3 separate regions of the Homo sapiens genome follow, and regions 2 and 3 are each linked to region 1. The links are chromatin contacts, found by Hi-C or POLR2A ChIA-PET in ENCODE. All regions are on one chromosome and are shown on one strand. Each heading gives the region's core, a stretch centred on a gene start or an enhancer-like site at or near the end of the contact. The rest is flanking DNA. Distances are from core to core; before and after follow the strand shown.

The links. A loop is a pair of places that touch in the nucleus more often than their neighbours do. ChIA-PET counts read pairs that join two places held with the same protein, here RNA polymerase II (POLR2A). Pooled maps may share reads with other maps.
Region 2: a loop to region 1 is called in a map of naive thymus-derived CD4-positive, alpha-beta T cell, with 21 times the contacts of the local background. The contact joins the promoter of ADSS1 here to the promoter of CDCA4 in region 1. A Hi-C loop is called at or near these places in 1 of 168 maps with a recorded cell type or tissue (naive thymus-derived CD4-positive, alpha-beta T cell) and 7 of 50 pooled maps.
Region 3: a loop to region 1 is called in a map with no recorded cell type, with 5 times the contacts of the local background. The contact joins the promoter of LINC02280 here to the promoter of CDCA4 in region 1. A Hi-C loop is called at or near these places in 8 of 37 single-sample maps with no recorded cell type and 9 of 50 pooled maps. POLR2A ChIA-PET finds 5 or more read pairs at or near these places in 2 of 52 experiments (HepG2 and activated B cell).

The regions. Positions count from the first base shown.
Region 1 is chr14:105,019,563-105,022,460 of GRCh38, forward strand. It overlaps CDCA4 (cell division cycle associated 4), which reads right to left and starts at 1,521. Exons shown (of 2, transcript NM_017955.4): 1 at 1,437-1,521. RefSeq lists enhancers at 1-246, 698-1,213, 1,728-2,241, 2,257-2,316 and silencers at 867-956, 967-1,856, 1,887-1,956.
Region 2 is chr14:104,722,937-104,725,792 of GRCh38, forward strand. ADSS1 (adenylosuccinate synthase 1) reads left to right here and starts at 1,293. Exons shown (of 13, transcript NM_152328.5): 1 at 1,293-1,526. The coding sequence starts at 1,335. RefSeq lists a silencer at 1,100-1,509 and an enhancer at 2,340-2,856.
Region 3 is chr14:104,664,120-104,666,819 of GRCh38, forward strand. It overlaps LINC02280 (long intergenic non-protein coding RNA 2280), which reads right to left and starts at 1,439. Exons shown (of 2, transcript NR_135293.1): 1 at 614-1,439. RefSeq lists an enhancer at 1,369-2,131.

The DNA.
Region 1 (2,898 bases), core at 271-2,770:
CAGATAAGCTTTGAAATACTTTATCGGAAAAACAGGGAGAAGAGGAGCAAGGTCTGCAGTCTTGAGTACTGAGTGGGAGCTCCACCTTCCACTACAAGTCTCCTGGAGGCTGTTCATGAACAATTACTGTTATGTTAATTTCAGGTATTTGGTTTTTTTTGTTTTTTGAGACGGAGTCTCGCTCTGTCGCCCAGGCTGGAGTGCAATGGCACGATCTCGGCTGAGACCTCTGCCTTTCTGGTTCAAGCGATTCTCCTGCCTCAGCCTCCCACATAGCTAGGATTATGATTACAGGCATGCGCCATCACGCCCAGCTAATTTTTGTATTTTTAGTACAGACGGGGTTTCACCACGTTGGCCAGCTAGTCTCGAACTCGGGACCTCAGGAGATCCACCCGCCTAGGCCTCCTCTCAAAGTGCTGGGAGGTGTGAGCTACCGCGCCCAGCCAATTGCAGGTACTTTTGTTACTTGGAACGAAACACACTCCTTCTTTTCCCTGAAAACATGTTCCAGTGGCAAGTTGAGGGAAACTTCCTAGCCCCTTTTCCAAGATACAGCCTACTACTCTTCCTAGAAAAGGGGTGTAACTCACTTTGTATTCTGGATTTCCACCCTAATTATAAAACACGGTGACACTTGAAAATAGAGTGGTTGTACGTAGAAAGTTGATAAAACGTAAGTTTTGTGAACAGGCAATGTTTTTCTGTGGCTCGCTTTGAGAGAACGGTTATCTGGGTCCCGCCGTCCCGTGCGTCCCACACGAAGGCCACAGGAGAAGCGAGGCAGCGGAGACCCTCTATTCCAGCAAGCTGTCGGAGCCTTTGCCACGACGATCCTGTTTGCGGGGCGAGAAGCGTCTGAAGACGCGGAGGGAGGCTTGCGTCTGACTTCTGCAAGTGTCTCGGGGACTTTCCCTAGTCCCACCTCGCACCGCCGGAGGAGCCCAGGGAAGACGGCGCTGGCCGACCCGCCCGGGGTCTGGGCCTCCTCCCACATCCGCGGCCCTCTCCGCGGCCGGGCTCCGACAGAGGGGGCTGCGGCGCGCCTGGCGTTCCCTCCGCTGCAACTAGAGCCGAGGTACGGGAAACGCCGCTGCGTACCCCAGCCGGGCCCTCGTGAAGCGGCTCCCGCGTGGGGCCGCCCGCAGGCCTCGGCAAAGCCCCAGCTCCGCGCTCCGCAAGGAACGCAGACGGCGGCCCGGGCCCCTCTGTTCCCCGGGCCCCCTCAGCAGCGGCCACCCCGCGGGGGAACCAGCGCCCAGGAGGGCGGCGAGGGCGCCGCGGCAGCCCCAGCGGTGGTCCCGGGCGCCGCCTCCGCCCCGGACCCAGCGCCAGGAGCCACAGACTCCGCGCACCGCCCCCAGGCTCCTCCGCGCCCTGCAGCACAAAAGTGCACGCCGCCGTAGACGCCCTAGCGGTCCGCCGGGCCCGCTCACCTGACCCGCGAGGCCGCCCGCCGGGTCCTCTGCTCAGCCACCGCCACCGCCGCTGCCGCCAGCTTCCCGCCGCTGAGGAAGGAGCGCCCGACGGCGCGGGGCGGGGCGAGCGACCGCCACTCGGCGTCCACAAAGGGTCGACGCTGCGCTCTCCGCGCGCTACGCCCGCTGATTGGCCACTCGCGGGCCGGGGGCGGGGCCTCTTGTTCAAACCCACGCGGGCGGGGCATCTGTGGCGCGTCTTCCCGCGCTGCGGCGACGGCCGTTGGGGCTCGCGCGCGCCCTCGGTTGCCCCGCCCCCGCCCCTGCGCCCGGCCCCGCCACGCCCACGCCCCGCCGGCTCCCAGGTCTCCCCGCGCCCAGTCCGGCCCCGCCCCGCCAGCTCCCAGGTCTCCGCGCGTCTGGCCCTGAACTGAACGCGCCTGCGCCTGGGGCCCACGTGGGGCCCTCGGGCGGGCGTGGCGGGGCAAACAGAGGTTTGGACTCTCTCGCTTCTGCCTGGCTCAACTTCTCCGCCGAGGCATCCGTGCCGGGGTCGGGAGGAGCCGGGCACGGCAATTCCCGGGCGGTCTGGGCTCCGAGGTCTATCCAAGCCTCTCCAGAGACCGGGGTTATCTCCAAAGGCTTCCTAGGTTTACACGTAAGAAATGTAACGTGAAAGTTCAAAGCAGGGGACACGTGTTTTAAATCTCTTAGTGGAAAAGGTTTTAAATAGGATGCGAGAACCTGCAATCATTGACTTAAGTAATACCCTGAGCGCCTGCAGCAGGCCCGGCAGGCGTGGCTGCAGCTGAGAGCCAAGTGCTGGAAGTTGGGGGGGAATCCTCAGATCAATCCGCAGGTGCGGATGCGCCAAGGTCGGTGGTAAATGCTGAAATGCTGTCGGGAAACCTGGGAGTGACGTGGGGGCGCTGCTCACATAGGTCTCTAGGATAAGGAGCGTCTTAAAGCACCAAAAGGAAGAGTGGACGAGAATTCAGGAGAGGAATGGCTGGGGCAAAGCCCGAGGCAGGGGCAGGAGGCAGGAGCACGTCTCAGTGCAGTGAGAAAGAACCCTGTGATCTCGTGGGAAAGTTTTAAGTGTGAGGGGTGGAGGGACTTTTGGGCTATTCTGGGAGTGGGATGGAGACTACTGGCATGGTCAGCAGAGAAGGAACTGGAATCTGAATTGTGCTTGAAAAGAATCACTGTTCTTATTTAAAAAAAAAAAAAAGGGGGTCTCTTTCGCCCAGGCTGGACAACAGTGGCGTGATTATGGCTCACTGTATCCTCGAACTCTTGTGCTCGAGTGATTCTCACGCCTCAGCCTCCCAAGTAGCTGGGACTACAGAAGTGTGCCACTACACCAAGCTAACTTTTTTTTTTTTTTTGGTAATTTTGTAGAGACAGGGTATTGTCTTGTTACACAGGCTGGTCTCCAACTCCTGGCCTTAAGTGATCCTCCTACCTTGGCCTCCCAAAG
Region 2 (2,856 bases), core at 43-2,542, 300 kb before region 1:
TTCAAACAGCCCCTCTCCCCCAGGCTGGGGCACGGTCAGGTGCCAAGAGAGGAGGGGTGGGGAGGCTGCAGGCAGGGGTGGGCAGTGGTGTCCTTGGCTGCACCTGAATCACTAACTCAGTGTGAGCGACCTTTGCTGTGACAGGCCCAAGCTCCACTCCTTCCTCACAGGGAGTGTCCCGTCTCCATGGACTCCCTGTCACTAGCCTTGGAGTTGCCCTGAGCCCAAGGGGCCTCGTGGCTCCAGGCTCTTTGGCAACTGAGAGCCGTCAGGGAGGGAACAAAGGACCCCGCCTCCCTGCTCTGAAGCAAGAACCTGATTCTCTTTTCCGCCCTTGGGGCCCCAGGACCCTTCTCTTGGCCACCAGGGCTGGCTTCCTCCAAGCCTCATCTACTTGGGAGGGGTGGGGCGGGATGGGTGAGACAGGACAACCAGCCGGGAACACGGGAGCCTCGCAGACCATCGCCTCCCTCTGGGGCCTAGTCCCTCCACAGGCTGGGCCGGGAAGGTCTGGTGTGGGACCTCTTGGGAACCTGGGCCCCACGGTGGCGTGCATCCCTGGGGGTTGCTCCCATGCCAGCCAGGTGACGCTGACAGGATGGGTCCCTTTACCCCAGACTTGGGTGCTGAGGGCCGGAGCTCCATGCTGGAGCCCGCCTGCTCGCTACAGCCAGGCCCGAGCCACAGCGCGCCCGGGCGGGACGCGGGGCCCCTGCCGTGGGGCAGAAGTGCGGGCAGTTGCGGGGACACAAAGTCCTCGGAGAGGACGCGCTGCGCGGCTCTTCGCGGCCGCCAGGGGGCGCGCCCGCGCCCAGGGCACTCGGGGTTCCACGGGGGGCAGGTGCGCTCCTCGAGAGTGCGGACCCTCTAGGTGGGGTGCAGGACGCAGCTCCCCTTTTGCAAACCGCACTCCTTCCCTGGAGGGAACGACCACCCCTGCAGTTGCTGGAACCCCGAAGTCCTGGGCCCGGCAAGGGCTTGGTGGGGGGTGAGGTCGCGGTGCACAAGCCCTGGTCCCCGACGGGCTAGCGAGAAACTGCCTCCGTTGGCAAATTCGTGGGGGCGGCTCCCCAGGCCATCTGCCTGCCTGGCCGTTGGTCCGTGCGGCCCCTCACCCCTAAAGTGCTCGAGACTCAACTGGGCTTCCCGGGCAGCGGCGAGGGGGCGGGGATGTGGCGGCCGGAGGTCACCGGGGCGTCACTGCGCCCGCCCTGGCCCTCCCCCGGCCCGCCCCCTGCCCCGCCCCCTGCCCCGGCCCGGCTCCATTTAATGGCGCGGACGCCGGCGGCGGCGGGCTCCTGGCCGGGCCAGCGCAGCGGAAGAGCCAAGCCAGCATGTCGGGGACCCGAGCCTCCAACGACCGGCCCCCCGGCGCAGGCGGCGTCAAGCGGGGGCGGCTGCAGCAGGAGGCGGCGGCGACCGGCTCCCGCGTGACGGTGGTGCTGGGCGCGCAGTGGGGGGACGAGGGCAAAGGCAAGGTGGTGGACCTGCTGGCCACGGACGCCGACATCATCAGCCGCTGCCAGGTGCGGGCTGGGGCGCCGGGTCCCTCCCCCACCGCCCAGCGAGCCCCCCTCCCCCGACCCAGACGGCCCCTGTCCTCCCATGCCCTGGCCGGTCACTCACCCGCTTGGATGCCTTCCTTCCGGGAGCACCTTTCCCAGGGCCACCCCACCCACGCACGCACACGCACCACTCACACAACCCCCGACCCACACACACCGCCCTCCTTCCACCCACCCCTACTCCACCACCCCGGCAGCGGGCCAGGGCACAGCTATAAATACAAGTCGCTGAGTTGGGGACACCCGATCCTTAGGGGGTGGCGCATGCCATGGGTGTGACGCTGGACCCTCCATGGGGGAACCAGAGGACCCAGCCCCAGGATGGTTTGAGGACCCCCAAGACACCCCCCTTCCTCATTTACAGTGATCACCTGGGGCCTGTCTGGGTCTGGGATAGGGCTTACCTGGCTCCCCGCAAGGTCTGCAGGTGGTGGAGGGGGTAAAAGCTGCCTGCTGGGTGGGGGTGACCCCGGTGAGTCAGCCAAGGAGAGGCAGAGGTGGAAGGGGGCCAGGCCGTCCTGGGGGGCAATTGGGGCCGCGCCTGAGGGAGGGTGCTTGGGACGATCCTAGCCAGACATGGGAGAGGGAGGGCCACAGACTTCTGGCCAGGGTGACCCCGTGGCTGGCAGTGCCACCGAGGAGGCCAGACCTGCTTTGTCCCCCAGGGCCCAGGGCTGGGCCTCTGCCAGCCGGCAGCTGCTCTCAGCGCCCCCATCTGTTCTGACTGAGCTGCACACTGGGCACTCTCTCGGGCCGCCACCCTGGGGCTACATGCCCCATGCCAGGGCAGCCAAGTCTGCTGCCCATGGGCTGACTTACAGCTCCAGGCACAAAGGGGTCAACTTTGGGATGCACGCGTCTGGGGTTTGGAGCCTGCCTGGGGCTGCTGCCAATAATGGAACAAGGGCCCCCGCACCGTCCCTTCTCCGGGTTCTGTGGCCTCCTTCCTGAGCTCCAGAGAGGAGGGCTGGGGCCCAAGACGAAGGGAGTCAGCCCAGCACCCTGTGTGGCTCAGGGCTGTCCGAGCCCCTCCTGCCGGAAGGGACTGTGGCTTCCTAGAAAGTTCTTCCTGGAACAGTGGGGGACCTCCCCCCTTGCTCTCCGTCCTAAGCAGCAGGCAAGCACATCCCTCGCTCCAGAGATCCCCCAGGTCCTAGAGGTGGTCCTCAGCCCATGCTCCCTCCACACTGCCTCTGCCCCGCCACCTTGTCCTGGGCCGCCAGGGGGCATGTCCAGCGCTCTACTGCTCTTCACCCTCCAGGGCGCCCTCAGCGTGGGGCAGCCCCGGCCC
Region 3 (2,700 bases), core at 189-2,688, 360 kb before region 1:
GAAAAAAAAAAAAAAAAAACCTGTGATCTGAACCAAGGTAATTGATCTCCCTCCCTTCCTACAGGTGTCCACGCCCTTGGGGAAGGTTATAGGGGTTGGATGTGCTTTTGACCCCAAGGGCTCCCTACGTAGCCCAGGCCAGCCTGGGGCTTGGAGGAGGGCGGGTGAGCTGATGAGAACCTCCTCCATGCTCAGCTTCCACCTGCTGGCATCTGTGTGCCCAGCACACAAAGCCTGGGCAACGGGCGACTCCTGTGAGCAGAGCTTCACCCTCTTCCCCTCTCACTACCCCCCACCCCACCTGCAGCCCCTCTCCTCCCTCCCCTTGGTTCGAGATGACCCCAACTCCCCCGGAGATTTCTACTGGGATCTGGTTTGGTTTTTGCTTTTTATGATCCCCTAAACCCATCTTCACCTCCCTGCTAGGGCTCCCCAGGTTGACTGGGGAGGACCCCACATTCCCCATGATTCCACGCAGCAAAAGGCACTTCTGGCAGGAACCCGCATCCCAGGGCAGGCCCTGGGGCACCTTGGGCTGGGGAAGACTGCGGCCCCAAAATCTCCACTCCCTGCGCTGCCATCTGAAACACCACCATGATGGATAATGTCTTACCTAGGGAGAAGGCACCTGTGCTGGAAAAGGAGACCCAAGAGACCCGCCTGGACCGTGTGGGTGAGACCATCGCACCCTCCTGCCGAGGGAGAAGGCACCTGTGCTGGCTAAAAGGGGTCCCAAGAGAACTGCCTGGACAGTGTGGGTGAGGCCATTGCACCCTCCTGCCGAGACGGTGGGCCCTGCTACAGAGCCTGATGCCCCTGAGGAGCTGGGACCACTGTCCTCCCAATACACATACACACACAAACACACACAGAGACACACACCGACACAAACACACAGACACACAGAAACACACACAAACACAGACACACACACAGACACACACAAACACACAGACACACACAAACCCACACACACACAAACACACAGATGCAAACACACACACACAGACACACACACACAGACACACAGAAACACACAGACACACACAAACCCACACACACACACAGATGCAAACACACACAGACACACAAACACACACAGACACACAAACACAAACACACACACACACAGACACACAAACACACAGATGCAAACACACACACAAACACACAGACACACAAACACACAGACACACACACAAACACACAGACACAAGACACACACACAGACACACAGACACACAGACACACAGACACACAGACACAGACAACACACACAAACACAGACACACACATACACACACACAAACACACAGACACACACAAACACACACAGACACACACAGCACACAGACACACACACAAACACACACACACCCTTCACAACCTTCCTGGGCTCTTAGCATTTTCTGTGGGGCTGTCAAGGCAGGAAGATCCAGGAGGGACCCCAGGGCGGGGAGAGACAAACTCTCCCAGCTCAGGAAGGCAGTGTGCTTTCGCCTAAATAACTGAGTGAGCTCACACTAACAGGAAGTGTTTTGATTTTGCAGTCTGAGAGTTAATCCCGTCGCTGGCCAGACATGTTTGCTTTTAGGTTCTCTGGTGGCCCACAGGTCCCAGTTCTGAATGGAAACATCCCGAGGCGGCCCCTCCCCTCCTCAAACTGCACCCTCCCCGGGCATGGCGCTGCCTGCAGGCTGTAGAGAGGGCCTGGGCTTTTTCACACCTTGGGGAGGTGTAGACCAGGGAAAGGAAGAGGAGAAGGATGTGGGCAACCCTCCACCACCAGGGAGCTCCACCACCACTCCGCAGGCCCTGGCGTGGCACCGTCCCCGAGGGCTGGCACCGGGCTGGTGGCAGGCCTCAGCATCAGAGGGTGGCTGAGTCGCACACACCGCCCCTACCCCTCTTCCCGAGACTGAGCCCCTCTCTCTAGCCCCAGAGCAGGAGTCACCCCCAGCCCCACCAGCCACTGCCCATGAAGCTGGTTGGAATTGCCCTCAGCGGCCACAGAGGCCCCAGCGGGGTCCCCAGCCAGGCCGACATGCACTAGCAGCTCAGAAAGAAAGGCCTTGTGTCCAGTGACCTCCCCCAACCTCGGAATGTGGCCGTTCTCTCCTCCCATCCCTACAGTAGGGCTGAGGCTGTCCCGAGTACAAAGGCCTTTTGTCCCCACAACCAGCCCCCACCCGCCGAGGTGACACTGGAGCTGGGAGAGTGGCAGCCTCCATGGCGGCCACAGTGGCTCCCAGCTCCCCTGCAGCAGGGCCTCCCTCCTCCCCCAGGGCCGGGCAGAGGGCACCTGCAGGGCATCTTCCCCGGCACCCCCTGGCTGCAGAGCACCCTGGTGAGAACGATCTAATCGGAGAGCCCAGGCTTATACACAGCTTCTCTCTGCCAGCTGAGAATTTACGTTTCTGATTAACTTGTGTTACCCACAATACACTGTAGACTACAGAAGGCCAGGACCCTCTGAGGTGGTGCAGTGCCCCCAGTCTTGTTCTGGGTGAGGGCTCCACGGACCTCTTTATTTGTCAAAACTCATACACTTTAGTTCTATGCATTTTACTCTGGGTAAACTGTATCTCAGGCCAGGCGCGGTGACTCATGCCTGTAATCCCAGCACTTTGGGAGGCCAAGGTGGGTGGATCATTTGAGGTCAGGAGTTCGAGACCAGCCTGGCCAAAATGGTGAAACCCG